Linked DNA regions of Homo sapiens: all the other regions are linked to region 2. A link is a contact called in ENCODE Hi-C or POLR2A ChIA-PET data. All regions are on one chromosome and are shown on one strand. The core of a region is the stretch at or near the end of the contact, and the rest is flanking DNA. Distances in the headings are between cores, read along the strand shown.

Region 1 (6,273 bases), core at 2,735-5,234, 820 kb before region 2:
TGAATCTCACTGACCGTGGTGAATGATCTTTTTAATGTATTGCTGAATTTGCTTTACTAGTATTTTGTTGAGGATTTTTGCATCTATGTTCATCAGTAATATTGGCTTGTGGTTTACTTTTTTTGCTGTGTTCTTGTCTGGTTTTGGTATCAGGGTAATGCCGGCCTCATCGAATGAGTTTGGAAGTATTCTCTTTTCTTCAATATTTTTGAAGCATTTAAGTAGAATTGGTATTAGTTCTTCTTTAAATGTTTGGTAGAATGTGTCAATGAATCCTTCAGATCCTGGGCTTTTCTTTGATGGAAAACTTTAAATTATAGCTTCAATCTCTTTACTTGTTATTGATTTAGTGAGATTTTGGATTTCTTCATGGTTCATTCATGGTAGGTTGTACGTGTCTAGGAGTTTATCTATGAAAGGGAATAATCTTGAAGAGAGATGCTACAAAACCCAGAAGGAAGCCGTTGCACAAGAGCGCCTGGGTGATGCAGGCCTTAGTACTGAATCACAGAGGAAAGAAGCAGACAGAAAAGGCTGGAGAATTGATCTGATAAGGCAAGTAGTGCAAAAAAAACCACCACATTATTATTAAACATTTCTTTCACAGTGTCATTTTCAGGAGAATCAAATATGGCAAAATACTTTGAAAAGCACAATGTGTGATATGACTGAAAGGCCTATTTATTAACTTTTTTGACCTATTCATGACTCAAGGTCCTCCCTGGGTCTAGGTGAGATTTCCCTCTATCAGTTAAACGACTGGTGGCGCAACTTGGAATGCTTGGAGAGGGGTGAAGTGGGATGAGAGATTTAAGTAAGAATCCATCCACTGTAGTCACCTAAGCTCTAATAACCATCTTCCCCCATCTTACCGTGTTTCCTTTAAAACTCTGAACTCCAATAACAGACCTCCAATCAGAAGGGGTGAGGGAATAGTTATAGAAAGACAAAAAAAAAAAAAAAAGAACAAAAAACATGAATAAGCAGTGTAATATCCCATTGTTTCTTTGAATTTAGACTATCATGGACAAAAATTATCTACGTTTGCCTTTTTTACCTCAGATCAAATCCTGTGTAGAAACTTTCTCAAATGCTATATTTACCATGAAGCATGTTTTGACCTACTCTCCGAACAGAAAGTCACCTCGCATTTTCCTGACTACCTACTGAACTTTATTCTGTATTTCTTAAGTGCCAAATCTCACCTTATGCCCCATAACATTGTTATGTAGAAACTTGTAGATCCCTTGCAGAGAGGAAGTAAGCCTGATTCATTCACCTTTGTAAGTTATTTTCCAAAATGTTTGGAATTTTCCAAAATGTTTAGAGTGCCAAGTATTTAGTAGGTATTATGGGCTAAATCGTGGATCCCAAATATTAATATGTTGAAGTCCTAATCCCTAGTGCCTTGGAATGTGATTGTATTTGGAGACAGGGTCTTTAGAAAGGTAACCAATTAAAATAGAATCGTTAGCGTGGGCCTTAATTTAATATGACTTGTATTCTTATAAGAAAAGGAGATTAGGACACAGACATATACATGCACAGAGAGCCACCATGCAAATGCACAGCAAGAAGGGGAAAATCTGTAAGCCAAGGAGAAAGGCCTCAGGAAAAATGCATTCTGCCAGCATCTGATCTCAGACTTCTAACCTCCAGAACCACAAGAAAGCAAATTTCTGTTGTTTAAGCCATCCAGTTGATATTTTGTTATGGCAGCGCTAACAGACTAATACAGTAGGTATTCAAAGAAATGTAACTCACAATACTCTATTTACATAGCTCAGCTGTTCCATTATACCACATGTCTAAACTTGACTGGAATTTAATTCATTTAACTTTTAGAAAGTGTATGTCTGGGTCAGGAGTTTGAGACCAGCCTGGCCAACAAGGCCGCCTCTACTAAAAAAAATACAAAAATTAACCAGGCATGGTGGCGTGCGCCTGTAATCCCAGCTACTCGGGAGGCTGAGGTGACAGAATTGCTTGAACCCAAGAGGTGGAGATTGCAGTGAGCCAAGATCACACCACTACACTCCAGACTGGGTGACAAAGCAAGACTCCATCTCAAAAAAAAAAAAAAAGAAAAAGAAAAAAGTGTATGTCTCAAACGTTTAGAGCTGGAGAGTGTTCTTGCCTTTGAAGAGAAAGTTAATAGAATTCACTCACAATTGACATTCTGTAAGGTACAAGTGCTAAGAATGTATGTGCCAGAATCAGTTGGCCCCATGATCAAATGTCAGCTCCCCTTTTTACTGTTTGACTTTGAGCAAGTGATTTAAACCTCTACACTATAGCTTTATCAGCTGTAAAACAGGTATAATAGCAGTTTTCTACCTCATGATTTAGTTGTGAGGACCGAACGAGGTAAGTCCATGAAAATTGCTGAGAATAGTTCTGAGACCAGAGTAAACAATCTTTTTTTTTCTAAGCTGTTATATAATAAAGCTATCGTAAACTAGGGTAATTATGGCAACCATTACAAAAAGAGCAAATGAATCAGCATCTGTATCAGAAGATCCTATAGTTGACAAACACTGTCTCATATTCTAATATACATTTTTAGAATCAGAGAGGTATAATATAGTTTATATTCACAGAATCAGGGACTCAAGAGCTTAGAAAATGGGGTGACATGGGGAGGCCGAGGTGGGCGGATCACGAGGTCAGGAGATCGAGACCATCCTGGCTAACACGGTGAAACCCCGTCTCTACTAAAAATACAAAAAAAAAAATTAGCCGGGTGTGGTGGTGGGCGCCTGTAGTGTCAGCTACTTGGGAGGCTGAAGCAGGAGAATGGCGTGAACCCGGCAGGTGGAGCTTGCAGTGAGTAGAGATCGCACCACTGCACTCCAGCCTGGTGACAGAGCAAGACTCCATCAAAAAAAAGAAAAGAAAATGGGGTGAATGAAAGCAGAGTTCTAGTGGGCCATTTTACCTAAGAACAGGTATTCCTTTTTTCTTTAACTCCCAAGACTGTCAGCAAATATATACTCAATGCAGGCAAGCAGAGAAATTTTGGTGTGACATATGGCACAAATACCAGTTTTCAAATGACACCCACAAAAAGTCACTAAGGAAGTAGAATCTGCCTACTGAAAGAATGAGGAAGATTCTGGGTCATTTGTAGAAAAACATTGACTGGATGTCTGTCAGTCTTATGATGAATCATAACTGAAGGGCAGACAGCTAGATGTCTTGGCATTTGGGGGTTTATGTAGAGACCCAAGACCTGAGTCCATTCCCCAGAATCCGGAGGAGGCAGGACTGATTCTGCTCAGTAAGGAGCTGATATTTTCATCTGTTTTCCATGTTGGAATAGGCTTTTCTGGAAAGAGCTAGGTGGACGGGAAATGGGATCAACAAGAACCTCAGATACTGCCTCAACCTAGAACTTGCATTAGTTGGTTTCCCTGTAGCTTTGCAAGTATGCAGGAGAGTAAAGAGTGTCATTAATATTCATCAACAGATCTCTACAGAGAAAAAAACAACAAACTATTTCTTGGTCTCTGGTTCTTTAAAGTATAGATAATCATAACGTTTCATGTAAAAATTGTTGCATTTCATAAAGTAATAGGTGTTTAAACAGAACAATAATAATTGAGCACTAGTGCACATATTCTCCCCCAACCCTGTCTCTCTGCCACTCCAACTTCAATACCCACTTGAACACCCACACCCCTCTAGTTTTTATTTCTGTAGAAGGAAATAATCTGAGAATGATGACTTTCATTTATTGAGTTCCTACTATGTGCCAGGTGGTGTTTAATTTCATAACAACTTTGCAACGTATGTACTCTCTCTGTTTTATAAATGAGTCTCCAAAAAGTGAGTAACTTGTCCAAGCTGTAACAGCTGATGAGCTATGAAACTAGAATGTAAAACAAAATTTGTCTGGTGATAGCCCCACCCATTTACCACATTATCACATGAATGGTATGCATGAAAGATTACACAAAGTTCATCTCATTTACCTATTGAGTCATGAGGAACTAGTCACCTGGTCTAAGCAGGTGCTCAGAGGCCACTGTTCTCCATTCCATAAGGATACACAATCACTCTTCCCATAGTTAAGACTCTTATGAAGGGCATAACCAAGTTTCTCCCTCCCATTAATAAAAACTTACTATTTTACTGCTGTCAGGCATAACTCTTTGTGCAATACAAATACTTAGCAATGTCTCTGCTTTGTGGTTCTAGCTGGGAGTGGTAATGGCAACATCTTAATTTGTTTCTCCCACCTTGCTTCTGACAAGGAACATGGTTGGGTCACGAATCATGATTTTAGCATTCACAAAGAACTATAATATCAGGAAATATGGAAGGTTGGGGTGGAGTGTGAAGGAGAAGAGGCTGCTGGACTGACCAGAGGTTTCCAGAAACAACACACTTGTCCAGGACTTGTAGCTGAAGAAGGTCATAACGAGTTGCCAACAGAAAACAAAGGACCTGTAGTCCCAGCCAAATCTCTGCTTACCTCTTACCAGCAGCTGTGGGTGCTTTTGCTAACATCTCACATCTGCAGTCTCATCCAGGGAAGTGTCCTTGGGCAACAGGAGCTGCCTAGCCCAGTAGTGTCAGGAGTTGGTGTCCTGACTCCTTCTGTTCCCACCTGGGGCAGCCCTGATCCAATGACTCACCAGCACAGGATTCATTTCTTCATCTTAAGATAGGGCAGGCTCTGTGGTACAGTTTACCCTCCAGAGGGTAAGGATGAAGAATAAAGATAGATTTCATCTGAAACCACATCTTTGCCTAGAGTTTTTTCCCCTTCTCTGTCCTATTTCTCTCACTTTCTTATAGATTTCTCTTGGAAGTACTCCCTGAATAGATCACGTGCATAAGAATTCCCATCTTGAACCCTGCTTCTAGGGAGTTTTTGGCCTAAAGAATTTTCAGAAGCCAGGTGACAAAACCAGAAGAGCAAAGATGCAAAGACTTAGAGCAGGGACCCAAGGGGAGAAGTGGAAGTGCTCTCTTGGTGAGTTTCTATGACAGGACTTCTCCAGTATCCTTATTGGTGGGCCATAGCCACATATATGGCTGAGGGTATGAAGGCAGGGAAGAGGTGACAAGGAAGAGGAAGAACAGGAAATTCAAGAATCTCTTTCAGAATTCTAAAATTCCTAGAAAACTACTCATTTCCTCAACTCTATAAGTTTTATGACATCTCTATTCTTTCCACAAAACATTCCACTTTGACCTTGACCCCTCTAGTAACTGAATTGGTGTCTTATAGGGCATAGTTCAATGTCATTTAAGTCTGGGCTTTAAACCCTACTAGCTTTTTCAGTCTTTTGGGAGGGGATAAGGAGGCATTGCTAGAGTAGACTGTTCCAAAAGTGTGGGGCCTCCTGCCTCAGCACAGTTCTTTTCTTCTCTTTTTCGCTTGGGCACAAAGGGAAGCACTTGACTATGGCAGCCACACAACACTGGGACGCTCAGACTCTGTAAAGAAGTGATGAACCTCAAAGTCTTTGGAAACAAATAGAGAAATTTTCTATCTTTATTCAACTTCCATATACTTAATGAGCATGGGGCAGAGGGACTCAAAGACAGACAAGACAGACTTGAGTTCTGCCTTCATGGAGTAGGCGGTCTGGTACAGACAAAGAAGTAAACAGACAGACGTAATCCAAAGGGGTATGTGTACCATCAGTGGCCATGTGTACCATGGGAACTCAGAGGAGTGGCAGTTCTACCAGATTTGAGGGACAGGGAAGCCGTCCCAAAATATGACACTGAAGCCAAGACCTGAGGATAAGTAGGAGCTACTTGGTGCAAAACACAAAACCAAACCAAAACAAACAACGACAACAAAAAGAAAACAAAACAGATGGAAACTTTTGCATCAAAAGGAGAGAACAGGCTGCCTGGAGATTGGGAAGCAAGAGAGTAGCTGGGGATTTCTCATAGCCAAAGGAAGTTGAAAATGATTAGAGTGCAGAGGCAGAGGTCAGGTTGTGGAGGTGCACAAATCATTTCGAAAGCCAAGTTAAGGAACTGGGGTTTTACCCTATGAGCAAGGGGTGGTTATTAATAAGTTATTAGAATGAGCAATACATATCACTATAAGAATTTTAGACAGATTACTGTTGCTTTTACATGGAGGATAAGATTAGAGGTACAAAAATAAGTTAGGAGTTTCTTACGGCAATTTAGAAAAGAGAGAGAGAGATAGTAGTGGCCTGGACTGGACTAGAAATAAAGAGTTCTTTAGAAGGTCAAATGAACAGAACTTGATTTAGTGTTGGGGTAGAGGAAAAAAGTGAG
Region 2 (6,877 bases), core at 896-3,395:
AAGCGATGTTGTTACACAACTTTAATTTGGGCCCACTTTGGAAGACTTGTTGGTAAATATGGGAAAACTAACGTTAGAAGTCTTCCTGATTCACCCAGCTGCCAGGCACAGTGATGGTGGTGGCAGCAGTGGTGCAGAAGGTGTGGGGAGAGGTGGGACTAACTGTGACGGAACGTGCATATAAATGACTGGCAGGCAAGGTACTGAAGTTCTTACCAAAGTGATGATGCAGGGATGTCCTAGATATGTCCTAAAAGACTGCATTTCAAGCTCTCAAACAAATATTACATTTTCCTGCTTATTTATGCCTATTTGTTCCAGGTCGAGTCGCACAGTTCCTGCCTATTGTTTAAGCAAGTGATTTCTTTCTAATAAGTATATACCTCTTTGTGTATCTACTTTTCTGCTCTTATCCACACCTGAGGGAAGGAGGAAACCGGAACTTGTTTTGCACCAAGTAATGGCTAAAGAACTGATGTTCTTCCCTTTTTTAGAGGATGGAATGGACTCCCATGGGACAAAAAAAGGTAGAATAGAGCTTAAATAGCAACTTGAGTATCACATCAAATATACAAATGAAAAAACAGAGAAACTAATACAGAACGTATTAAAACTCCCTCTATAAAAAAAATGTTTACCGGGCTGGGCGCTGCAGCTCGCGCCTGTAATGCCAGCACTTTGGGAGGTCGAGGCGGGCGGATCACGAGGTCAGGAGATGGAGACCATCCTGGCTAACATGGTGAAACCCCATCTCTACTAAAAATACAAAAAAAAATTAGCTGGGCGTGGTGGCGGGCGCCTGTAGTCCCAGCTACTCGGGAGGCTGAGGCAGGAGAATGGTGTGAACCCGGGAGGCGGAGCTTGCAGTGAGCCGAGATCGCGCCACTGCACTCCCGCCTGGGTGACAGAGCAAGACTCCGTCTCAAAACAAAACAAAACAAAACAAAGCAAAACAAAAAAATTGTTTACCGGAAACTGTTTTACCCCTGAAAAATATAAAACTTATACTTACACACATACACACATAGTAACAGGAAAATTAAAATCTAAAAAAAGAAACAATAAAACATGCAACATAAACCAAACAGAATTCTGTTTGTGTTCATCAATAAACATACTAAAGGGAAAAAATGTTATCCTTTTCTGTACACAAAGACCATCCTCTTTAGCTCAGTGTATGTGTCTGTGTGTGTGTGTGTGTGTGTGTGTGTGTGTGTGTGTACATAACAAACCTTACATTTTACCTGTTTGAATTTTGTGACATTCAAATTCTGGATAATATGCAATGTTAAAAAATTGGTTTCTGATGGCAAAATAAATAGAAGGGATCAATCATATGTGAAAAGTAAAATTATATCCAAGGACTTATAAGGAAAATTTTTATGTCTATCTATCAAACAATCAGAAAACTAACAAAACAATGCTTTCAGGGAAAAAAACTATTCATTCCATAACTCCCTAAATAAAATTCCATATACAGTTGAATAAGTCCACTAGAGGTTATTTTTTTACCACCACAGTTGGTTTTAATTGATTCCATAAATGATACAGCCATGTGGTAAAACTTCTTATCATATAGATAGGTACATAAAGAAATACACCTTTCCAGAACTGTGTGTTTTTGAAAATCCCACTTATTTTAAAACATTAAAGTCTGTTATAATATGACATTTTATGTTTTTCAGAGTGTCCACAAATAATAAAGACATCAAAAGTAAAAATTTAAATACAGTGACTCTTGTCTTCCTAAAAGTAGGGACTGTGTTTATTTTATTTTTGAATTTTAGTTGATAGGCCTCCCAGTACAACACCATAACTATTAAAATTACTGTTTAGGGTATTATTAATTATATCTCCTGAATGCATTGAGAAAATTCTTTGTAATGCAATAGTCAAAAGAGAAAATGAACTGTACTTATAACATATTGGTGTGAATAATTAATTGGTTTCTCACAAGAATATCCTCTGTGGCTTCTTTTGTTTATTATACTAGTCACACCTTTCCTGGACCAAGCAATTCTATTCTTAAAGAGCTACATAAATCTAGACAGGAAAAAAGATCCTAAATATATGATTGACACCAAAACCAGCAAGCCAGCAGCTCTGGGGATAGTCATTTTACAAAACTGCTTAGTCATTCCTGTCCAGCCCTGTAATGCCCAAGTGTCAGCTGCTGAGAAACCATATCATGAAAAGTTAATTTGGCTCTTAAAGATAACATGCTTTTAAAAAGTGATAAGAAAGAAAAGTTGAGCTGGGTTCAGACAGACTGTCTCTGTTCCCAAGTTCCGAAAATGCACTCCCAGAAATATTTTCTGTCGCCTTATCAGCAGCAACATTCCTTAGCAATCCTGATTAAATAAAATGTTTCTTCCTTCAAGGAGGTGGTGTGTTTGTGTGTGTGTGTGTCTGTGTCCCTATATATTTCTAGCCAGGAGTTAGCATGAGACTGGGTAGAAAGCCAGTGTTATAGGCATGTCTCCTTAAACTTCACACTTTCCTAAAGTTGTTTTTTCTCTTTGCCTTCATCTGAGTCCTCTCTTCCCTCCTCCCCTTTATTCCCCACTGCTATTGTTCAATTTGGCAGCACATTTATGGATGCAATCTTTATGAGACCTGCTATGTGAAATAAACTCACACTCTATTCTCGGCATCCTCCCTTCTCTTGTCTATCCCCCTTGGAAAATGTGATAACCTGTGTTTTTGAAAATACTACTGTCTTGTGTGTACATTTGCTTTGAAAATTGAGTCATTGAAAATGATCTTGAGCAAAGCAACTCACACCTGGGGAACACTGCAGTGAAGAGAAAGATCACATGGAGGCTATGAGGAACCAAACAAATGGTCTTGACATCTGCTGAAGTGTTATGTAGGAAGCCGGGTAGTAAAAAATGAAAGCAAAGCTTGATTTTTCACCCCACCATTCTGCCCCCGACACACTAAGAATAATCTTGACTGACCCAGTATCTATTTGCCTCTCTGAGAAAAGCAGTGAAGTTGAACTGGACATTATTATCCCACAGTAACAGTGATCCAAATACTTAAACACTTAGAATTGTACACTTTGCATAGGAAGAGTAATTCCTAGAGTATATCAGCTTTAAGGCAAATGGTGACACGTTTGCATTCTTAGAATGATAGAATATGCTAGTTTCTGCCAATCTATCTCCTTCTCTCTCTCTCTTTCCTACTTTGTGTATCCAAACCCTACTTGGACAGCCTTTTTGTGAATAGCACTGTTGCAGAGAAACATTAGCTGTTTTAATAGGACACAAAAATGAACCAGAATAGAAATGTTATAGAGTGGTACTCTGTGCCCTTCTGGCCCTTTCAGTTGCCAGGTGCAGCAGTTCGCTCCCCAAACCTACAATGGGAAAGGAATGCCACCCACTCCCTTGCTTTCCAGTTTCAACTCCTGCCTGTGGCAAAAACTGTAAGAAATCTTGGTACTCTTCCACTAAGTATAGACAGGATCCTTCCTAACACAGCACCCCAAGCAGCCAAAAATCATTATCAATGAATCAGAGCTTGTTTAAAAACTAGCATCTAGCCGGGCATGGTGGTTCATGCCTGTCATCCCCGCACTTTGGGAGGCCAAGGCCGGCGGATCATGAGGTCAGGAGACGGAGACCATCCTGGCCAACATGGTGAAACCCGTCTCTACTAAAACAAACAAACAAACAAAAAATTACCTGGACATGGTGGCGTGTGCCTGTAATCCCAGCTACTCAGGAGGCTGAGGCAAGAGAACCACTTGAACCAGGGAGTAGGAGGTTACAGTGAGCCAAGATGGCACCATTGCGCTCCAGCCTGGCATCAGAGCGAGACTCCGACTCAAAACAAACAAACAAACAAACATCTAATTGCCTTCCTGCATCAAGCCATCCTTTCGTAAGATTGGTGAGCACAAAGAAAGTTGTGGATCCATTGAGATGCTATCTCACACCAGTCAGAATGGCTGTTATTAACAAGTCAAAAAATGACAGATGCTGGTGAGGTTGTAGATAAAAAGGAATGCTTTTAAATTGTTGGTGGAAGTGCAAATTTTAGTTCAACCATTGTGGAAGACAGTATGGTGGTTCCTCAAAGACCTAGAGGCAGAAGTACCATTTGCCCAGCAATTTCATTACTGGGTATATACCCAAAGAAATATAAATCATTTTATTATAAAGATACATGCATGCATGTGTTCATTGCAGCACTATTCTCAACAGCAAAGACATGGAATCAACCCAAATGCCCATCAATGATAGACTGGATAAAGAAAATGTGGTACATATACACCATGGAATACTATGCAACCATAAAAAGGAAGAAGATCATGTCCTTTGCAGGGACATGGATGGGGTTGAAAGCCATTATCCTCAGCAAACTAACGCGGGAACAGAAAACCAAACACTGTGTGTTCTCACTTACAAGTGGGAGCTGAATGATTGAACACATGGACACATGGAAGGGGGAACAATACACACTGGGGCCTGTCTGGGGGGATTGTGTGGGGGATGGAGAGCATAAGGAAGACTAGCTAATGGATGCTGGGCTTAATACTTGGGTGATGGGATAATATGTGATCCAAACCACCAGAGCACACATTTACCTACGTAACAAACCTGCACATGCTGCACATGTACCCATTAACTTAAAATAAAAGCTGAAGAAAAAAAAATAAAGTTATAGATCAGTCAGCATGAGGCTATTTACTTATGTTGGAGGTGTTGGTAGGAGAAGAAGCTGATTAGCTTTCTCTTTGTACATTTTTTTCATTCTTACACTAATTTTAATGAAACATTTCATGAAGAACATTTAAGAAATCATTCAGTAAGTGCAGGATATATAGGCCAACAAGTAGGCTGAGCAGAATGTAATTTTCATTAAGAGAGTAGAGAAAGATAGCAGAGAGATGAACATGTCAGCCCCCACAGCTACCCTGTAATGTACTAGTGGACTCTCTTTATTAAATTAAGAAAAGTATCAGAGGTCTAGCAGTATGTATGCATCAATGCAGACATACATACATGAATTAATTTCCAGGGTGACAGCAATGTTATTTCTCCAATAGGGTTTTAAGTTACACAGGTAAATACATTTGGTAAAGCTCATTAAACAGCATACTTAAGATTCCTGTATTTCATTGTATTGAAATTCCATCCTAAAAGAGGAAAAATAGAAACATTGAACTCTAGTTGATGATATACATGCTGAATGTTTAGAAGTGAAGTGTACTGATACCTGTAATAGATGCCTTATTGAAAAAAATAGGATGAATGAAAGAGTGACGGGCATATAATAAAACAAGAATAGTAAAAGGTTCATTGTAGAGTTAAGGCAGTGAGCTCACTGTAAACTCCTTTTCATCTTTGATTGTATTTGGGAATTTTATAATAAAATGTTAGGGAAATTTTACAATATATGCCTATCTCTTCATGAAACTCTTGTGGTCTGTCTTTCTCTTGCTTTCTTCTAATTAAAATCAAGAAATATTTCAGTCACTGTTTGCACCAAGTGAAATTAGATAGAATGACTTGTTACTGGAAAGTCTTGATTTTCTTTTTCATAAAGAAGCGTTAGGAAATGCCAACAAAACTCTACTCAGAGGAGAAAAACACGCACTATTTTGCTTAGAACTCGCTATGCTCATCACATCCAGAGCAAGAGAGAATAGAATGGGACCCAAGTTAATGTATCTTAACCCAGCACTTCTGTTAGGCAAAACATCACTCAAATGCAAGTATAAAAACATGTTTGTCTGAGCTTGATTAGAACATCACTGATCTTATTTATTTTTTTCCTCAGGCCACATAGGCATTAATGCTGACTTGGCAAACCGTGGCTGATAAACGACTGTTCTGTCAAATCGACACTGGGGATTTCAGAGTCTAAATGATGGATACTGTGAGGCACAAAGTATTCAAGGCTTGAGCCTTTGTAAAACAAGTGCAAAGAGCTCAGTGAAAACCTATTATCACTGGCAGAATGGAAGAGGCAACACAAAGGTATTTTATCAGCGGTGGCCATCATCAAATTCACATGAAATATGTTCCAATTCTAAATCACACTTCTCCCCAGTTTAGCAATTTAAGGGCAGCTAGACAGGCATGCTAAAACAAGGGAATTTTAAACAAGCAGAATTAAGATCAGAATATTTAGCCTATTTTATTAATGCTGATGGGGTGAGTCAATATGTTTTAGCAGTAATTTATAACACTATGTATAATATATATATATATATATACAGTCAAGTAGTATAAATTATTGCTAAAGCATATTAACTCACCCATTGTGTATATATACAGTCAATTGTTATCTATCCTCTAGACTGGCTTGGGAAACTAAAATTCCAAAGGAGTAGGATGATATAATACGGCTAATGAGAGTAAGTGAGCACACTGCAGTATCAAGGGTTCACTGCTTGGCCTGTGATTCCATACTTTTTAATTTCCTTGTACAAACAGGGAACTGAAAAAAAGGAAAATCCATTTGGCTGGTATGAGCTACAAATTAAATGCTTGATTAAATTTTGGCAATTACATCTCCAGGTCGTTTCCATTTAAACATTTTAAATTCATTTTAATAAGCTTCTTAATCATGATCTTGGCAATCTATTGTATGGCAAAAGTGACTCTAATAAATGCTATTAAGAGATTGGCTCAAAAATAGAAAAATCGACGGATAATGCAAAACCCCATTTTACTCTGCTTTTTGGTTGTTTGCACATGGGTATATGTTGAGTCGAAAAATAAATACAAGAAGCTCATATATATTCTTCACAAGTAAAGAGTAATCAATATCAGTGGTTTTTCAAACTTTATCATGCATAAAACTCATCTGGAGAGCATATGGAAACACAGAATGCTGGGACTCCATTTGCAGAGACACT
Region 3 (6,193 bases), core at 1,850-4,349, 740 kb after region 2:
AGAGGTATGCTTTGCAAATATACTTTCTATTTCATAGGTTGTCTCCTCTGTTTATTGTTTTTATTGCTGCGTAGGAGCTTTTTGATACAATCCTATTTGTCTACTTTTGCTACAACCAACTCTTGAAAACACATACTAATAGGGAAGAAGCAATGGCATAGATATTCTAAAACATAATGTACTTAAACATACTTTTATATTTGCTTAGGAAAACACTGAGGCTTTCTCCTATCTTATCTGACTTCCTTTCTTCATTGATCATGGATTGGGCTTATGTTAAAATTACTTGGCACACTGTGAATAGTCACCAACTGCCAGTGGAAAGCAGTGGTCAAGATGCAGTGGGTGGGGGTAGTCTGGAATTTAAATAAAGAAAAGCCTACAAAGTGGACAAGCCATATATGGATAAGGAAGGTTTTGGCTGAAAAAGATTTTGCTCAAAAGTTTCCATTAATTCCAGAGTCAGGAATCCAAGGTTAAACTGGTCTTTTAAGTAGAGCACGTTAATTACAAAATTTAAGCATTAATTAAAGGGCTTTCCTCAACTGAGTCAAACATTCATAGGGCAAAGGAAATATTTTTTTTCTACCTCAATTCTAAGTAACACAGGGAAGGAATTTAATGGAAGAACTAAGCCCAGCATGGTGTACAATGAAAGGGTCCCTTTCAATGAATGGCTTCCGAAGTTGAAGGAGGAAGGAGGTTCCACAGCAGTAGGTAGGGAGGAGTCTTGAAAATTTTATTTTATATTCCAATCACTTTAAGAATTGTGACAGGTTCGCATCTCCTCACTATCCAATTTTTTTTCATTCCTAAAGAGAGCAAACAAAGCAAAGAAAACAGCCTCATGCCTCAAAATAGCAGGTTTCAAACTCTGGGAACTATGATGCATACTCTACCTTAAAACAACCCACTGCGCATGATTTCTGAGCAACAGCAACAAGAAGCAAGGGAATAGAGGCAAATAAATCATTCTACCAGAGTTCCCAGTCCAGAAGCCATTCACTAATTCTGATTCAGTGAGGCTGTTCAAGAGCCTTAAGTTGCAAATTCTAAATACTAATAAAAATCCAAACTGAGTATATTTAATCTCCATCCAAAGAGCCCAAAGCAAGTCTGTAAAAGATTCTCCCTTCAGCTTTTCCTGTGTGCTTTTGGTGCTCTGGTTTCTGGCACACATGCACATGATTACTTCAATAGAAATATTTATATGAATGAGATGCACCCATAGACTTTTTCTGCTGGTTCCTAATTAATTACTATTTCTAGCTAATTTACTCAGATCCTCTTCCAGGCCATCCCCACCCCTCAGAAGGTGCTGGGAATTATGCTTTCTGCACTTGAGGCAACCTAAAACCAATGAGTAATTGTTTCAGGGGTACAAATTTGGTCACCTTGTCTTACAGTGGGACAACTTTTGCTGTAATTCTTACTCAAGATGTCCCCATGGGATCAGGCTGAAGTGAGGCCTCTGCTAAAACTACATCTTTGCCTAGTTTCTTCCTTGTCCTACGTTAATTCTCTCACTCCTTACAGGTTTCCCTTGAGAGTAATTCCTCAATAAATACCTGCACCAGAATTCTTGTCTCAGGCTCTACTCCTGGACAACCTAATCTATGTTACGCCAATAGAATAACAATAATAATAGCAGGCCAGGCACAGGGGCTCATGTCTGTAATCCCAGCATTTTGGGAGGCCGAGGTGAGAGGATCACCTGAGGTCAGGAGTTTGAGACAAGCCTGGCCAACATGGCGAAACCCTGTCTCTACTAAAAATACGAAAAATTGGCCAGGCATGGTGGTGTGCGCCTGTAATCCCAGCTAATCAGGAGGCTGAGGTAGGAGAATTGCTTGAACCCGGGAGGCAGAGGTTACAGTGAGCCAAGATTATGCCATTGCACTCCAGCTTGGTCAACAAGAGTGAAACTCCATCTCAATAATAATAATAATAATAATAATAATAATAATAATAATAATAATACCAATATTATGAACCACCACAAGCACAACAGCACTTAAATTTACTGTTTATTATTGCCAAGCACTGTTCCCAAGGCTTTGCAACAATCATGTTTTTAAACCTCACAAAAACCCAAGAGATAGGTACTATTATTATTACCATTTTATAGAAGAGGAAACAGAGGCTTGGAAAGTTTTTTTAAGAAAAACTGGCCGTAGTGGCTCACACCTGTAATCCCAGTACTTTGGGAGGCTGAGGCAGGCCAATTGCTCGAGCCCAAGAGTTCGAGACCAGCCTAGGCAACATGGTGAAACCCTGTCTCTACAAAAAATGCAAAAATTAGCCTGACGTGGTGGTACACGCCCATAGTCCCAGCCACTCAAGGTGGCTGAGGTCGGGGCTGATCGCTTGAGCCCATGAGTTTGAGGCTGCTGTGAGCCTTAACTGCACCACTGTGCTCCAGCCTGGGTGACACAGACTCTGTCTCAAAAACAAACAAACACACAAAAACGTAGCTATGGTCCAACAGCTAGTAAGTACTGAAATGTGAAACCCAGGCAGTCAGACTAGAGTCTAGGTTCTGAACCCCCATTATATTCTAATTCAAATCCTAATATATTTTACACCGATAGGATCCTTAAAATTCACTCATCTGTTGTGTAGTTTCTCATCTCAAAGACCCAGAAATGTATCCTTAAGTAGCCAGTAGAGATTTGGCCATGGGATATAAAGGCACACATTGTGAGCCAGCTGCTGATTTATAGGGTGCTGGAGACACCACAGAGAGGAAGGAGCTCCACCACCTCTCTCTCAGTAGAGCTCAGACTGCAGGAAATCAAATCCATGGACAGACTTCAGAATACTTCTGTTTTATAGACTGAATTAAGGAAAATGGAGTGGATATTCTAGCACTGCTGGCTACCCTGTGCTTTATTTAGGTTCATGACCCCTGGCTGTAAGGACCCAATCTCAACATTTTAGAACATCAGGTGGGAAAGGAATTAGGATATCCTCCTTTTTCTTTCCTGCCCCTTTCCTCCCCTGAAAACTGCAGCTGCACATGTCACCAAAACACAGAGACTCTGGAGGGCTGTTTTTGCTTACAACAGCCAGTTAGAAAGCAAAAGGCCAGCAAAGTCCTGCCAGAGACTTGCTGTGCCCTGGACAATTTCCCACATAAACAAAGTGGGAACTCTTTTAAAGAAAAGATGCCCTTGGCTTTTTGAGGGTGAGAGTGATCTTCCTACAAAACCACAATCTTTCCCTGGCCTGGAGTTCCCCTTATGCAAAATTCAAGTATATGTGGTTTTACTTCTGTATAACCTTTTCTCAGCAAACCCACAAGAATTTGAGTTCCAGTGCAAGTGATTTGCCAATTACTCCAGTTTTGGATAACTAGAAAAAATAGAAAAAAAACAGTGTTTACAGAGGAAGAAGGGGTAACTCAAAAGTCATAATCAGTGGAGAAATTTTGCTAATAAAATCTGGAAAGAGAAAAGACAGGAAAGATGAGGTTAAATCCGGGTCATATTAAGATTTTAGGGACTGATACTTACTAAAAAGAATTTTATAAGCTGCTCATGATATGTGTAATTCAAAACAACAACTTTATACCCTATATGTTAGGTATAATGTTTGACAAAATTAAACTAGTTTCTTCTTGGGTTTTGAGGATGTTTTTAATTTCAAAATTTTGGAGAAGTTCATTGCCTCTAGATTTCTCTTATTTTTGGAAACTTTGCTTAGCCAGTCCCCTAAAATGCTTGCTAACTATTGCACAAAGCAGCATGCAGTGAAGTGAAACCCAGGACTGAGAACTAAGTCCTTATACCTGTTGGAAGGAGGAAAGCAGTGATATGTACAATTGTTGCTGATGTGTATACTTGGCATAAATTTATATCAGGAAGATCTCAACAACTACATTATTCTGCATCTTAAAGGCCAAGGAGAGGCTACAGGAGGGACATAGAAAGAGGTGGCCAAAAACATTTGTGCTATAAACTTCCAAAGAAATCCAAAAGGCATTCAATATTTAGGAGATATTCTAGACACTAAGGGGAGAAAACACCTTAAAATGTGCACATTTTGGCCAGGCGCGGTGGCTAACACCTGCAATCCCAGCAGCACTTTGGGAGGCCGGGGTGGGTGGATCATGAGGTCAAGAGATCAAGACCATCCTGAGCAACATGATGAAACCCCATCTCTACTAAAAATACAAAAATTAGCAGGGCGTGGTGGTGCACGCATGTAGTTTCAGCTATTTGGGAGGCTGAGGCAGGAGAATCGCTTGACCCGGGAGGCAGAGGTTGCAGTGAGCCAAGATCACGTCACTGCACCCCAGCCTGGCTACACAGTGAGACTCCGTCTCAAAATAAAATAAAATAAAATAAAAATCTTGATTGTTTTTTTAGAATAAATATTGTGCATATTTGAGATTTACATATTAGGATATACATGCAGACACTAAAATAGTTACCACAGTGAAGCAGATTAAGACATCATCTCATACTTTTTTCTGATAAGGACAGCTAAAATCCATTGAACAAAAATCCCTAATACTGTATAATTTTATTAACTTTAGTTTTCATGCTATACATTAGATGTCTAGATTTGCTCTTCCTACATATCTGCTATTTTGTACCCTTTGACCTGTATCTCCCCATTGCCTCTCCCTACTCCCATTCCCCTGCCCATGGTAACCACTATTTCATTATATATGTGTATTTGAGCTCTTTTACAAATTCTACATATAAGTGAGATCACACAAGTTTTCCTTCTGTGTCTGGCTTATTTCACTTAGAATAATGTCCTCCAGGTCCATCCATGTTGTGGCAAATGGCAGGACCTCCTTTTTCAAAGGCTGAATATTTCTTCATTAATTCATCCATCCATGAACATTTAGGTTGTTTCCATATCTTGTCTATTGTGAATAATTCTGCAATAAACATGGAGTGTAGATATCTTTTTGAGGTGGTGATTTCATCCCCTTTGGGTATATACCCAGAACAGGGATTGCTGGGTTATAAGGTAGTTTTAATTTTAATTTTTTAAGGAGGCTTCATACTCTTGTCCACAATGGCTGCACCAATATACCTTCCCAACAGTGCACTAGCATTCCTTTTTCTCCACACTCTTGTCAACATTTGTTATCTCTTGTCTTTTTAATAGTCATCCTTACTGGTGTGAGGTGATATATCATGGTGCCTTTAACTTGTATTTTCTTAATTAGTAACGTTGAGCACCTTTTCATATATCTGTTGGCCATTTTTACATCTTCTTTTGAGTGTGAAAGAAAATGAAGTAATTAAGGCTAATGCTTTTAAGGGGAGTCAGGAGATTGTGGGAGGATTGAACTAACACCTGCTAAAAGTCAAACCACAGGATTTTCACTAGACCGGGTGTCCAATCTTTTGGCTTCCCTGGCCCACACTGGAAGAATTGTCTTGGGCCACACGTAAAATACTCTAACAATAGCTAATGAGCTTAAAAAGAAATCGTACAAAAATCTCATAATGTTTCAAGAAAGTTTACAAATTTGTGTTGGTCTGCATTTAAAGCTGTCCTGGGACACATGTGGCCCCAAGGCTGCAGGTGGGACAAGCTTGTAATAGACGAATAACAACTAAAGTCAGTATCCTTTGGCCTTCAGTGTCTCTCAGCGGAGAGTATATTAACTAACCAATCAGAATAGTTTACAATTTAAGATTTCTGCCAAGCCAGTGAACCGCCTCTGAAAATAACTTTTCACGAAAATCCCCCATAAAATACCTCACTTGTGTTTCCCTTGCAGGACACAATTCAGGACTGTCCTTACTCAGTGGACCTGAGTTCTGATTCTTTGTTTCCCAAATAAATCCTATTTCCTTTAACTTCTGTGTCAATCTTGTTTTACTTAATAGGATAAATATCTGTTTGAGTCTTTTGCCCATTTTTAAATAGAGTTATTTTTCTGCTATTGAGTTGTAAGAGTTCCTTATCAATCTTAGATATTAACCCCTTTCAAATATGTGGATTGCAGTTACGATTTCCAAGTCTGTAGACTGCCTTTTCATTTTATTGGTTGTTTCATTTGCTACACAGAAGCTTTTAGTTTGATGTAGTCCTAGTTATTTTTGTTTTTGTAGCCTGATCTTTTGGTGTGATATCCAAAAAAATCATTGCCAGGCTAATATCAAGAATCTTTTCGGCCGGGCGCGGTGGCTCACGCCTGTAATCCCAGCACTTTGGGAGGCCG
Region 4 (5,961 bases), core at 2,359-4,858, 510 kb after region 2:
GGGTACATATTAGGACTTTCTGAGGCTGTGTCATGAGCATGTCCTTAACCTTGGAAAAATACACTTCTGAATTGAAGCCTGTCTCAGATACTTTTCGGTTTACAAAGGTAAAGGCCCTGGATCCTGCTGAGGCCTCTGAGAAGTGTTCAAAATGTCACCTAGAATTGTCTACTGAAAGATGAGAGCTAGAGATTTTGCCACTGGGTAAGGGTTGCCCTCAAGGGAATCATCCTGCCAGTACTTCCAAGCTGTGTCTGGGCATGAGAAAACAAGCTCCCTTGGCATCAGAGAAAGCCCATGGGCAGAAAGTGGAAAGGTACACAAGTAAAATCGGGCAGGATGCTGTCAAGTGCTAGGTGAGGTAGAACTGTCCATCATAGTTGCAGCTGAAACCAGAGATGAGCCAGGGATGAGGATGGGGCAATGTGAATCAGTTACTACTATCAACTAAGTAAGAATAATACTTACTTAGAATAAGTATACTAAGAATACTTACTCTAAGAATAATAAGTGCAATGGTTATAATCATAATATCAATATTAATTGAACACCTGCTTCTACAGATCTTTCATGCATTGTCTCTCTGAATCATCAGAACAATCTAATGTTGTAGGTGTTATTATTCACATTTTACTGATGAAGAAATTGGAATGTACAGAGTTCGGGCAACTTGCTTAAGGACACACCAACTAGTAAGGATACAGAGCTAAGGATTAAAGGTTCAAAGGAAACAGAATTATGGTTAATTATCTTATTAACAATCTGTTGTGTCGAAAGAATAAAGCTCAGAAATGTCCTTAACATTTCTGTATTTCTGCACCACATATCCCACTGTGAAAGGGAGATTAAAAGAGAAACCATTATAGGTATATGGTAATATAAATATGTAGAGAAAGTCAATGATCCAAAAGAGCAGAAGATTGTTATAAGATGCAGGAATGGGAACTGCTTGCTGTTATAGAATAATACCATCTTTTCCTGTTGCTAATATGAATATCATGTGATAATGTACTAAAGTTACCTCAGGTTCAGCTATCAGTGATGATGCCATATTTGTCTCCTTTAAAAGTTACTCAGGGCCGGGTATGGTGGCTCACACCTGTAATTCCAATACTTTGGGAGGCCGAGGAGGGCAGATCACCTGAGGTCAGGAGTTTGAGACCAGCCTGGCCAACATGGTGAAACCCTGTCTCTAGTAAAAATACAAAAAATTAGCCAGGCTTGGGGACACATGCCTGTAATCCCAGGTACTCAGGAGGCTGAGGCATGAGAACCGCTTGAACCTGGGAGTTAGAGGTTGCAGTGAGCTGAGATCGGGCCACTGCACTCCAGCCTGGGTGACAAGAGTGAAACATCATCTCAAGAAAAAAAAAAAAAAAGTCACTAAGTCACTATTGGTGAAGGTCCTCAGCAAGAAGAAATTGCAAGATAATTCTAGAACTAGCCAATAAATTTACACTGAAACCACTTTATGTATATTCTAATTAAAAATATTGCTTTAGTCTTAAGGAGAATTTATGCCCTTTCTGGTAAGTACTATTAAAATATTTGGAGTATACTACATATACTAGTAGACCAGAGTATCCTATAATAATTATTGTAGCAGACATGTTTCTGCAGCCTTTGCAGTCCAGCTAGTCCTCTTACAGCTCCCGCTGAAGCACATTTTAATACAAACATGGTTATTCCAGGTGACTTCCCCAACTTGAGTCTGAGTGAACCAGGTAGTGGCCTGAACAAGACTGAACCAATCAGATGTCTTTTCTGGAAATACAGAAATATCATGTGATGAATTATAAATCTCTATAGGGAATTCGAATTAAGAAGTGATGTCAAGGAAAAACTGGGATTTAGTTGTGTGAATGAAGCCACAGACAAAAAAAGTCTGTCTGGGAAGGGATAACAGAGAGCAGGAGTGAGAGAGGCAGGGGTCTGAGACGGGGAGAGGGAGAAAGAAAAAGTATAGACCATAATAGAGATAAGAGAAGATTTTATTCAAAGGTAGTGAAAGAAATGTTTCAGTTCTGGATGGCTTCTTAGTTTTTGGCTCCAGTTTCTTGCAATACCTGGATCCACTACTGATTCTGAGCTCCATAAGGCATTCCTTTATCCAAATATTAAGTTATTCTTTTCTGCCTAGAAGATCTTGAGTAGAAATTGCAATTAAATGACCACTGACTAGGCAAAATGGAAGGAGCAGATGCACAGAAAGAAGCAGAGCTGAAGGACCATGTGGCTCAGAGAGAGAAACCAAGGACTTTCTGGTTCTGATAAGATGTGTCACATGTTTCATAGGAATCCTGTGTATCATTCCAGTGACTCCCGCTTTGTCTTCGCTAGCTTGAATAATTTATATTCCTAACAACCAAATGGTTACTTTTTTTTTTTTTTTTTTTGAGATGGAGTCTTGCTCTGCTGCCCAGGCTGGAGTCCAGCGGCGCTATCTCGACTCAATGCAAGCTCTGCCTCCCAGGTTCATGCCATTCTCCTGCCTCAGCCTCCCAAGTAGCTGGGACTACAGGTGCCTGCCACCACGCCCGGCTAATTTTTTGTACTTTTAGTAGAGACAGGGTTTCACCGTGTTAACCAGGATGGTCTCGATCTCCTGACCTGGTGATCCGCCCACCTCGGCCTCCCAAAGTGCACCGCGCCCCGCCAGTGGTTACTTTTTAGACACTGGTAATCTTCCCTTTTGTTTATGTCTTTTCATTTTCCACTGTAAAATGCATTTATTGTCCTTCATCTTTGGCTTTCAAATCAGCATTTCCACTTCACATTAAGGATTCAGTGACCCTCCATTGAAGATTTTAACGTCGTTTCAGTTCTAAAGCCATAATCACATAAGTAAAGATAAAAAGCCTGAACCAAACATTATACATAAATAATGACATTGTAAGTCAAGAAGTTATTATAAAACACTGCAAAGAATATGTGAGAAAGGCCATGCAGCAGATTCTTAAATATTTGTTTAGAAATATATCATGTATATGTAGCTTCTACTCCAAAAACATAGTGTTATAGGTTTCTACACCTATATTTTTTGTGTTTTTTTTTCCCCATTGTTGGTTTTATTTTAGCAGTATTCATTATGAACATCATGATTTGGGAGAATTAAAAAATGTTTACATACGTGTGTGTATATGTGTGTGTTGTGTGTTGTGTGTGTGTGTGTACTGATACACACACATGTGCATGCATTTTTTTTTAAGTACCCACAATGGACTTTTTGGTAAGCAAATGTCAACATAAAGTTCACGGAGAGGCTAAACGACTTCCTGTGTGTGTTTATTTCCCGTACTGCCTGTGAGGAAGTCTAAAAAGAACAGTTTCTACCCAACAGCTCTCAGAGTTTCAATAGGTTTTTCAAAGTTACCTCCCCACCCCGTGCCCCAAGCAAAGGATTCCCACTATGTGGTTTCTAAAGATTTCACTTACAACTTGCTGAATACAGAGCCTGAATGGACAGTAAAACCCATACCAAACCTCTCTTTGCACCCTGTGTGGGACAAGTGGTTACTTTGTTCATTTACAAAGGCCTAAAAAAGAGAGAGACAAACTGCCCTTATGGTATAAGAAGCTTCTTTCAAATAAATCCTTATAAAGGGATCTAAATCATGGCATTCAAAAGGAAGGAGGCTGCACAAGGAAATGGGTAGAAACTTTTAAGTTCTTCTCATACCCTGTCACCCCGGAGGAAGAGAAAATATATCTTCTCTTCTTTGACATTATCTTTTGTAACATTCCTCAAAGATGAGTCTCTAGCTTGGTCTCCGTAGATTTGCTTCTCTGAGGAAAGTCAGGCTTTTTTGTTATTGTTATTGTTACTCCCTTGACATGGGGATTGTCTTTATTTTTCCAACATCACTTGTTTTATGACTTGTAAACATAAAGTATCTGAGTGAGCTTTGCTTATCAGAGGCCCTTTTTATCAAATAATCATAAAACATGGTGCTTTCTGGCACTTAATTTTATTGTTATTGTCAAGCTTCAAAACTTCAAAGGGTGGAATGTGATAGAACATTTTTTGTGCTCTAGAAGACATGTTTTAGGGCTCTTGCCAGCCATGCTGTGCTTCCAGAGCTCCCACTGAAGACTGTCCCTAGACCAGCAAGGTTATACCAGGTGACCCCTCCTACTTACATCTGCTAGGACCAGGGAATCTCCTGATCTGCTTTGACTCCTCATATACTGTCTCCTAAAAATTGGGAATTGCCACTCAGTGACTAGGAAACCTCTATTAGGACACAATAAGAAGAAGCTCTGTCTACTATTAAATACTAATTATTACAACGACTCAGAGTTCTTCAGAGATTAGAACAAGGGTTTCTGGCATGAATGTGAATGGAGAGGCAATTTCAAATTCTGCCAGTTGCTTTAGCTGGGAAAGGATAGGTAGGTGTTAGACTTAAAGCCTAGACACGAATTTTAACCATGCCCATTTCTACTTAATGATCCTGAGTAAGTCACTCCAAAACTCTGCACCCTCCCCTCATCTGAAAATCCCTGGCTCATTGGGTTACTGTGGAAGTTAAAATAAAATGAGGTATGTGAAAGTATCTGGTACATAGATAATATTCCATAAAAGCATGTTGAAAAAGAGAACAGTAGAGAAAAGTTGTTCAGAGCGCAGGTTCTGGGGGCTGACTGCTGTGATCAGCATAATGCTGCTTACCCCCAGCTCTCTAATTTTGATAAACTCCTGTACCCTTCCTGTGCCTCCCTTTCTTTATCTGTAGAATTGGACTAATAATAGAACCCACCTTCTAAGATTGTCATTGGGATTAAATAAGTTAATAAAGCATATAATAGAGTTTCTTGTACTCATTACATGATGTTAATAACTATTATTGAATTTAAAAGCTACTATTATTTTTTATTCTTAAAACAATATAAACATATAACCTTGTTTACGGACAGAAATTTGTGAAAGCCTTGTCTCCTCTCCTTTTCTACTTCCTTCCCTTCCCCCCCTTCCTCTCTCTCAATTTTCCTCCCTCCCTCCTTCCTTCCATCACTCTCTTCCATCCTCCATTTCTTTCTTTGTTCCTTCCTTCCTCTCTTTCTAAATGAAAAAAAAAGTAGCATAGGCTAATTTCTTTACATTTGAGTAATTGATTCTAATACTCATTTTCCTTTTCCCTCCTAAAAGTTACTCTACAGCTCATTTCTGGCTCAGTGCACATTCAATGAACCCAAGCACACTAGTGCTCCTGCGTGAGTGTGTGGAAGATAAAGTCATACAGAACATCCCTGGAGGACAGTCCCACAGCCCCAGAGTAACTGCGACTGAAATGGGCTGATTCCCCAAAATGAAATTAGCCTATAAAAATGACGATACATTGAAAACGATTCTTACAAGTCTTTTAATAGTTTAACATCAAGAGGTAAGCTAGTTTATCTGTTTTAAGAGAAATGTCAATGCTAGACCATAAGTGATGCTAGGGCAGGAGTTAATAATCTTATCTCTGCACCTAATACCATGTCTGGTACACGATGGTCCACAAAAAAACCTATTCATTCATTAAACATTTAATGGGGCTGGCAGCGGGCCAGATACTGTGTAGAAGCTGGGAGTACAACCATGAGAAAGAAAGACACAGACTCTGCTTTTATAGATATTAATAATTAGCAAGAAAGGCAGACATTTTAATAAACAGAAAAATAGTGATATATTTGATATTTCTGTGGATCTTGAGTTCAGTAGAAAGCTCTGTCCTGGAGATTTAGAAGTCATCAGTGACTAAGACCATGCAAATGGACTGAGTTGAGAAGGCAGGGAGCTTAAGGCTATCACCAAATTTATTAGTATAAGCTTAAGGTGATGAGCTAATTCAATTAGGCCCCGTATCCAAAAAATTAATTCCCATCGGCCAAAGACATAAGGAGTGGCTTATTAGTGGAAAATTCTATAAAATTACTGTTTCCATGCTGCAAAGTATGGCAAAGTACCATGAGTAGTTT

The links. A loop is a pair of places that touch in the nucleus more often than their neighbours do. ChIA-PET counts read pairs that join two places held with the same protein, here RNA polymerase II (POLR2A). Pooled maps may share reads with other maps.
Region 1: a loop to region 2 is called in a map with no recorded cell type, with 17 times the contacts of the local background. The contact joins two enhancer-like sites. A Hi-C loop is called at or near these places in 3 of 37 single-sample maps with no recorded cell type and 3 of 50 pooled maps.
Region 3: a map with no recorded cell type shows a loop between it and region 2 (10-fold over the local background). The contact joins two enhancer-like sites. A Hi-C loop is called at or near these places in 8 of 37 single-sample maps with no recorded cell type and 9 of 50 pooled maps.
Region 4: a loop to region 2 is called in a pooled map, with 1.9 times the contacts of the local background. The contact joins two enhancer-like sites. A Hi-C loop is called at or near these places in 1 of 168 maps with a recorded cell type or tissue (PC-3) and 9 of 50 pooled maps. POLR2A ChIA-PET finds 5 or more read pairs at or near these places in 1 of 52 experiments (Panc1).

What each region holds. Positions count from the first base shown.
Region 1 is chr3:30,500,547-30,506,819 of GRCh38, reverse strand. No RefSeq gene overlaps it. Among named protein-coding and RNA genes, the nearest start is that of LINC01985, 15 kb to the left of the region's middle. RefSeq lists an enhancer at 5,901-5,950. Within about 2 kb of position 3,984, at least 2 of the 41 ENCODE cell types and tissues checked have a DNase peak (open chromatin) inside an H3K27ac peak, as active enhancers do.
Region 2 is chr3:29,679,124-29,686,000 of GRCh38, reverse strand. All of the region lies in intron 4 of RBMS3 (RNA binding motif single stranded interacting protein 3), which reads right to left. Among named protein-coding and RNA genes, the nearest start is that of RBMS3-AS2, 40 kb to the right of the region's middle. Within about 2 kb of position 2,145, at least 3 of the 41 ENCODE cell types and tissues checked have a DNase peak (open chromatin) inside an H3K27ac peak, as active enhancers do.
Region 3 is chr3:28,937,726-28,943,918 of GRCh38, reverse strand. No RefSeq gene overlaps it. Among named protein-coding and RNA genes, the nearest start is that of RBMS3-AS3, 340 kb to the left of the region's middle. Within about 2 kb of position 3,099, at least 2 of the 41 ENCODE cell types and tissues checked have a DNase peak (open chromatin) inside an H3K27ac peak, as active enhancers do.
Region 4 is chr3:29,169,223-29,175,183 of GRCh38, reverse strand. No RefSeq gene overlaps it. Among named protein-coding and RNA genes, the nearest start is that of RBMS3-AS3, 110 kb to the left of the region's middle. Within about 2 kb of position 3,608, at least 2 of the 41 ENCODE cell types and tissues checked have a DNase peak (open chromatin) inside an H3K27ac peak, as active enhancers do.